Regions from separate parts of the Homo sapiens genome. Here region 1 is linked to region 2. The links are chromatin contacts, found by Hi-C or POLR2A ChIA-PET in ENCODE. All regions are on one chromosome and are shown on one strand. The core of a region is the stretch at or near the end of the contact, and the rest is flanking DNA. Distances in the headings are between cores, read along the strand shown. Region 1 has its middle 19 kb from the start of ANXA1. Region 2 overlaps LOC124902181 (a long non-coding RNA gene).

Region 1 (2,996 bases), core at 97-2,596, 270 kb after region 2:
TCATGTTTTAAGGCTTACAGTAACCTTTCTCGATGACCTCTATCTCTTAGTAGAAATCACGTTCTCCAAACAGCTATCTTGTTCATTTAACATTTACTATATTCAGTTTTGAATGGTTGTTAAAATTTTTATGTAAATAAAAGTTTTTTGGAATTGTCCATTTGATATATTTAATTTATTCCATTTATTAAACTTGAAGTAGACCTTCGAGAATCAATTATTATTGATTCTCAAAATGCAAATATTATTATAGTTATCCCTTTATCCTAGATTGTTAATTGGTTGAATTATTTGAAATCCTTGAGATAAACTAAAATAGACAGGAATACTTAATACAGAATGATTAACTTGGGTAGATAGACAGATTAAACTTAGCTTTTGTTTAAAAGCTGGAATTCTAAGTAGTCAACATCAGATGAGTCAAATGAAAATTGATACCCATTGTAGAACTAATGAATGGTCTTGCAGTTTAAGTCCTTTCTTAACTCTGTCATCTTTTACTTTGTAATGACTAAAAAGCTACAATTACTATCACAGGAGTCTTCAGTATGTTACCATGCCAAAACTGGGAAATGTGGCTGGCTGTTTCCTAATGGAAAATTGTTAGCTTCTTGGCGACATGAAGAAAAGGATGTTGGGATTGCCCTTTCAGACATCAAAATTCATTACAAAACTTTAGAAATTAAGATACTGTGGTACCGGGAACGAGAAAGATCAAAAAATAGACGGAAGAGAACAGAGAAAATTGAAAGACATATCTATATGTCTATATCTGCACATACAAATATGCATATGCAATCACACATAGTTGATAAATCTCACAAGAAATAAAATTTAAAAGAAAGAATCAAAGTGAATATGGTGTTAGTAAAAAAAAAAGGCTATGAATTTTTGAATACTTTTTCCCAAGGTGGTGACATTCCAGCATATACTACAAACAAAAGAGGCCATTCACCGGATGATATCATCCCTTCAAAAATAAACTTATCCTCAATTTCCTGATTAAAATCAGACATTCTTCTGCTTGACAGAGGTCCTTACTTCCTGTTTTCTCTAGCATTTGCCAAGTGGCTCTGAGGACTTCGGTGTAAGAACACTCACTTAACTGTTCTGTAGTGCTGACTTTGAATACTTGAACAATAACCCACATTTCTAAATTTTCAATTTAAATAATGGTGCTTTTTGTTTTTAATTTTGCCTCATTTTCGAATCCTAAGGCTATTAGAACAACACCAAGATGACAGTGTTTCTGCTGTAACTTCCGTCTGCTTCTGCTTCTCAAAGTTGTGTAGTATAATTATTTCTATAGCAACCAGCCGAGGAAATGCCTTGCCAGCACACAGACTCAAAAGAGAAACATGCTGAGACAGGCTCAGCCGTGGGGCTTCGGAGCGCCTGGAGTTTCCAGCATTAAACGCTACAGCTGCAGAAGCCCATGCTGTTACCTTCTCTCCTCATCCGTTTTTAGTATTTGTAATATTTCTGGCCCTCCCACATCTTTGGCAATGTTTTCTAACGTCCCTCTTCTCTTTCTTCAGTGTTTTTCATAAGAACGGTCCTTTCATTTCTGTTTTATGACGTATAGTCTTCTGATAATAACACGATAAGCATTGTGGTGGTTCTGAACATACAACGAAATTAGAAAAAGTGGAATAATAAATAATTCACTTGTTTTCCTTCAGCTTCATAAGGTTTCTACTAATCTGTTTTCCTTATGGGCCAAACTCTTAGAGAAATTTGATCAGGTGCCTTTAAAAATATAGAAACACGTTCAGAGAACTTCAAAGAATACAAAAAATAATGTATTTCTTTTCCAAAATAACTTCACTTTCATCATAAAACATGAAAAATGGTGAAAGAATCATTTCCAAAAGAAAACCTAAACTTGTCTGATTTCAGGACACACTTTTATCTTTAAAAAATTTTTCCTTACTGTTGTGAAAGGAAAAGAAAAGCTCAGGACCCCAAATTCACTATGCCAAAAGGGAAGAGTTAAACTTGGAAGCTGAGTCATAAAAATAAATAAATAAATAAATAAATAAATAAAACAACCCAAATCTGCCTCTCCTTTTGTTCCTAAATTGACAGCTAATGTCTTCAGAGGGGGCATCCCTCACCCTGACAGTGTAAATTAACAGTTTATCTTCACTTCAAGGGTACAGAAGTGTAGGAAAATGACACGGTGAAATAGATGGGTACTCACTGGCAGCAGTTTCATCAATTCTAGCTTCAAATTGTCACCTAATGCCATTGTTTTATTCTGTAACCTATAGATTTACTTTGTAATGATTGATTCTGTAAAATTGAATTATAAGGTTTATTTTTGTTAAAGTTTTTTTTTTGTTTTTTTTTACTACTTTTAGTTTTTTTTGGGTTTTTTTTGGTTTTTTTTTTTTTTTTTTTTTTTTTTTTGTGACAGAGCCTTGTTCTGTCGCCCAGGCTCTGGAGTGCATTGGTGCGGTCTCAACTCATAGCAACCTCCACCTCCTGGGTTCAAGTGATTCTTCTGCCTCAGCCTTCTGAGTAGCTGGTATTACAGGCACCTGCCACCACGCCCAGCTAATTTTTGTACTTTTAGTAGAGACAGGGTTTCACCATGTTGCCAGGCTAGTCTCAAACTTGTGACCTTGGCCTCCCTAAATGCTGGGATTACAGGTGTGAGCCACTGCGCCTGGCCTTAATTTTCATTTTCAATGAAAGTTTTGTTAAGTTTAATTTTAAAAAAACTTGATGATTCAAGGTTTCATTACACAAACTCAGGTAAAGTTACTGGATGAATGAATTCTTTTGTATACCTAATCCTGTAAACAAACCAGTAAAGGAATAGAGTAGCCTCTATATTTAAAATTCTGTCCCCAATATATGAAACTGACATAGTGCCAATGCAAATTAGCTCCCTTGCTGAACATTTTCATTCACACTGTACACACCACAGTGAGCCAGGACATTTCTTTCTCAGTAAGATGTTCAGAACTCTGGCCAACAACTGGCTTGAT
Region 2 (3,381 bases), core at 95-2,594:
CCCTTATTTGCACATTCTGGAACAATTTTTCAAAGCTTTCCTAGTCTTCTTCTTCTTTAAATAATGCAGGGTTTTTTTGCGGGCTCACTAAGACATGCTTTTCCTGCACAAAGAACCTGAGACATGAGCTTGGCTCAGATATGCTACCACAAGGTGGAGCTCAAACGTTTTTCTTTTTTGTCGAGTTTTACATGAAGTTAATGCTGATTAATGCAATAACTGAAACTATGATTCTATGACAGCTTAGTTTATCTCCTGCTGAGATTGCTTATGTGCTTTGGTTTTGTTCAGAATTATTAGCTGTAAAAACAAACAGCAAACAAACACCGCACACCCTGAAAACATAACAGCCTACCCGTCTAATTTTTATTTTATTTTTATTGTATAGATTTAGGTTAATTTACATTTTACCATGACATATGCTGAAGGCAGAGTTAAAGGAGTAAGAAAAATATAGAGTTTGGAACTCTTGGGATCCTATAGGCTTACAATTCAAATTTTAAATTTAAAATAGAAAATAAACCGAAAAGAAAACATAATTCTCTAAGACAAGAAACATGTTTCCGTTTAGGTAAAAGGAAAACCGATGATTTGTCCCTATGGGCTGAGGTACTTAAAGAATCTCTCTCTGCCTTAGGGCCTAGTCCTTCCTTAGGTTTCCAGCTTTATTTCCTGCCATTCACTTGGAATTTCCCTGAACCTCACTTTCCAAGTACATGAGTCCATACAACATGCCCTGTTCTGAGATGTGGCTTTGCCTTGTTTGTTTGTTGTTTCATTTCCCAGCTGCTTCTGTTGTCTGGAAGGTGCTTTGTTGGCTGCATCCAGACTATTGGAGTTTTTCCTTTTTGTTTCTGTTTTAAAATAACAACTCTTGTTTCAAGGCTCAGCTGAAATCTAAAGCCCTTCAAGAAGTCTTTCCAGTTCTTCTAAGTCAGCTTCAATAATCTACTCTTCCATGATCATGATAGTACTGACTTAGGCTTTCTGGGCTACAGGACTGCTCTGAATACCTGACATGCCCATTCTCTGAGTTCCCACGAAGAGCATTCTTGTTTTACAGCTAAGACCCCTGAAGAGCAGAGAGACTGATGCAGCTGAGCCTCTGCAGCTGGCACTGGAGTGAGACTCATCTCAGTCCTGAGTCTGTGCTCTTATCTGCTAAGCTATGGCATCTCCCTGAATTGTTACACCACATGCTTCATGGTCTTATCTTGCCATTTTTAACTTTTTATTATTATTATTATCATCACAGTGGCTTATTTATCTATTTACTCCATTAGAGTTTGAGCTGTTCAAGGCCAGAGGGTAAGTCTTGTCACTGTGACTCAGCAGTGCCGGCTCTGGGGCTGTCCAGGCAGGAGGGGAGGGGTTATGGTTCAATGACTCTGAAGGCCAACGTCCAAGTTGACCTAGCTTTGCCATGTGTTAGCCATGGGGCCTGGAAAAAATGCATGTCCCTGATACTTAGTGTCCTCCCCTGTAAAATATGGAAGGTAATTGCACTTCTTCCACAAAAAACAAGGTTTTGTGAAAAGTGGTTGAGTTAAAATCTCTGAAGAGCTTGAGATGCAGAGTCTGGCTCATAGAACTCCCTATGTGCTAGGAATTATTATAGCAGACATTTGGCACTTTGAATCGACAGTCCTGGCATTCAAACTGATCTATCACAGTTTTCAAGGCAGGTTTTAAAGCTTTAAACACGTTGTCCAGCTAACTTGTTGATGTTTTACTCCCAATTATTTTTAGAATAAAAAAAGTTTAAGGATTAGTTGGTGACCAGAAGTGATAAGGCAGGCCTTGACTTAGATGTGTGATCTACACTTGTAAACCTGGTAAATACTCTGCTGAGTAATACACACAAAACACACTGATTTTGAATAACTGGATCCCAATTTTATACACAGTAAGATGAGCAGGCAACTTTACAATGAGAAAATAAGACTATTAACTTCAATTTGTTTTTCTTATATTTAAATTCTAGGAGGTATTCTTATGCTTCTGAGTCTCCTATTGACTTCTGCTGAGATTATTCTCACGATATTGCTGAAGAAATTTGAAATTTCCCATTAAAGCAGATGCTTCACTCTCCAATTCATTGAAGCTAAAAAAAGACACAATCTTTTAAAATTTTACAGAGGTTGTATGGATTTCAAGGTTATGATAAAGAATCTAAAATTCAATCACAATATTTTCTTTATGGAAAATTTGATTGGATTTGCATAATTTTGACTTACAGGAAACTGGCCAGTCCCAAGTAAAAGGATTCTCTGTTCCTCTGTGAATTGCATTATCCAGTAATTAGTTTAACACATTGTATTAGTCCTTCTTGCATTGCTATAAAGAAATACCTGACACTGGGTAATTTATAAAGAAAAGAGGTTTAATTGGTTCATGGATCTGCAGGCTGTACAAGAGGCATGGTTCTGGCATCTGCTCCATTTCCGGGGAGGCCTCAGGAAACATACAATAACAGTGAAAGGTGAAGGGGAAGCTGGCACATATTACATGGCCAGGGCAGATGCCAGAGAGAGAGAGGGAGGTGCTACACACTTTTAAACAATCAGTTCTCATGAAAACTCTACCATGAGAACAGCACCAAAGGCAGAAATCTGTCCCCATGATCCAACCACCTTCCACCAGACCCACCTCCAACATTGGGGATTACAATTCGACAAGAAATTTGGGCAGGGACTCAGATCAACCCATATCACACATGTTTTCTGAGTGCCTGCTACATACCACTCACTGTTCTAGTGACTGGCATGCTTTCCTCTTTGAAAATAACATGGCTATAATACTTATATTTTCTTGGTGACCAATCAAAGTCAAGTGAAAAGCTGAATCTTTGAAATAGGTAAATTCAAGCAGTTGAAAATTTAACTGCCTTAATAGTTTACAAGGAAACTAAGGAGGATTAACCAAAGTGGGCCCGAGTGTGGGTCTTCCCACGTTCTCTTCTTGTCCTTTCTCTAATTGAAGGTCTCATCCTCACTGCTGCTCCCTTCGACTACCCCAGGCACTGCCGCCTGGCCAGGATAGGAAGGTGCCACACAAGAGTGACCCTTCCATCTCTTCCTTTGGGCTCCATCTGCCTCCTGGTTTTCACTGTCGCTGGGTTTAGATTATTATAGGGTTTCCAAATTCCCAGCAGATAGTAATCTTTGAAATTTCAGAACAAATAATCAGAATTCCTGAAATGGTATTATTCTCTATTTTTAAGAATACATATTTACATATTTTTAATTAGTAACAAGTGACCATAATATTAAACTATGAATCATTTTTCTACTATAAGATTTTACAGAAAGTTGATTTAAAATTATTATTATAAATCAATATATTGGGACAAAATGATATGTTTTAAAATGATATGTTAAA

The links. A loop is a pair of places that touch in the nucleus more often than their neighbours do. ChIA-PET counts read pairs that join two places held with the same protein, here RNA polymerase II (POLR2A). Pooled maps may share reads with other maps.
Region 1: a pooled map shows a loop between it and region 2 (2.3-fold over the local background). The contact joins two enhancer-like sites. A Hi-C loop is called at or near these places in 1 of 50 pooled maps. POLR2A ChIA-PET finds 5 or more read pairs at or near these places in 3 of 52 experiments (A549, OCI-LY7 and WTC11).

What each region holds. Positions count from the first base shown.
Region 1 is chr9:73,131,130-73,134,125 of GRCh38, forward strand. No RefSeq gene overlaps it. Among named protein-coding and RNA genes, the nearest start is that of ANXA1, 19 kb to the right of the region's middle. RefSeq lists an enhancer at 1,243-1,662. Within about 2 kb of position 1,347, at least 38 of the 41 ENCODE cell types and tissues checked have a DNase peak (open chromatin) inside an H3K27ac peak, as active enhancers do.
Region 2 is chr9:72,857,092-72,860,472 of GRCh38, forward strand. It overlaps LOC124902181 (a long non-coding RNA gene), which reads right to left. Exons shown (of 2, transcript XR_007061578.1): 2 at 361-3,381. Among named protein-coding and RNA genes, the nearest start is that of LINC01474, 15 kb to the right of the region's middle. RefSeq lists an enhancer at 945-2,144. Within about 2 kb of position 1,345, at least 8 of the 41 ENCODE cell types and tissues checked have a DNase peak (open chromatin) inside an H3K27ac peak, as active enhancers do.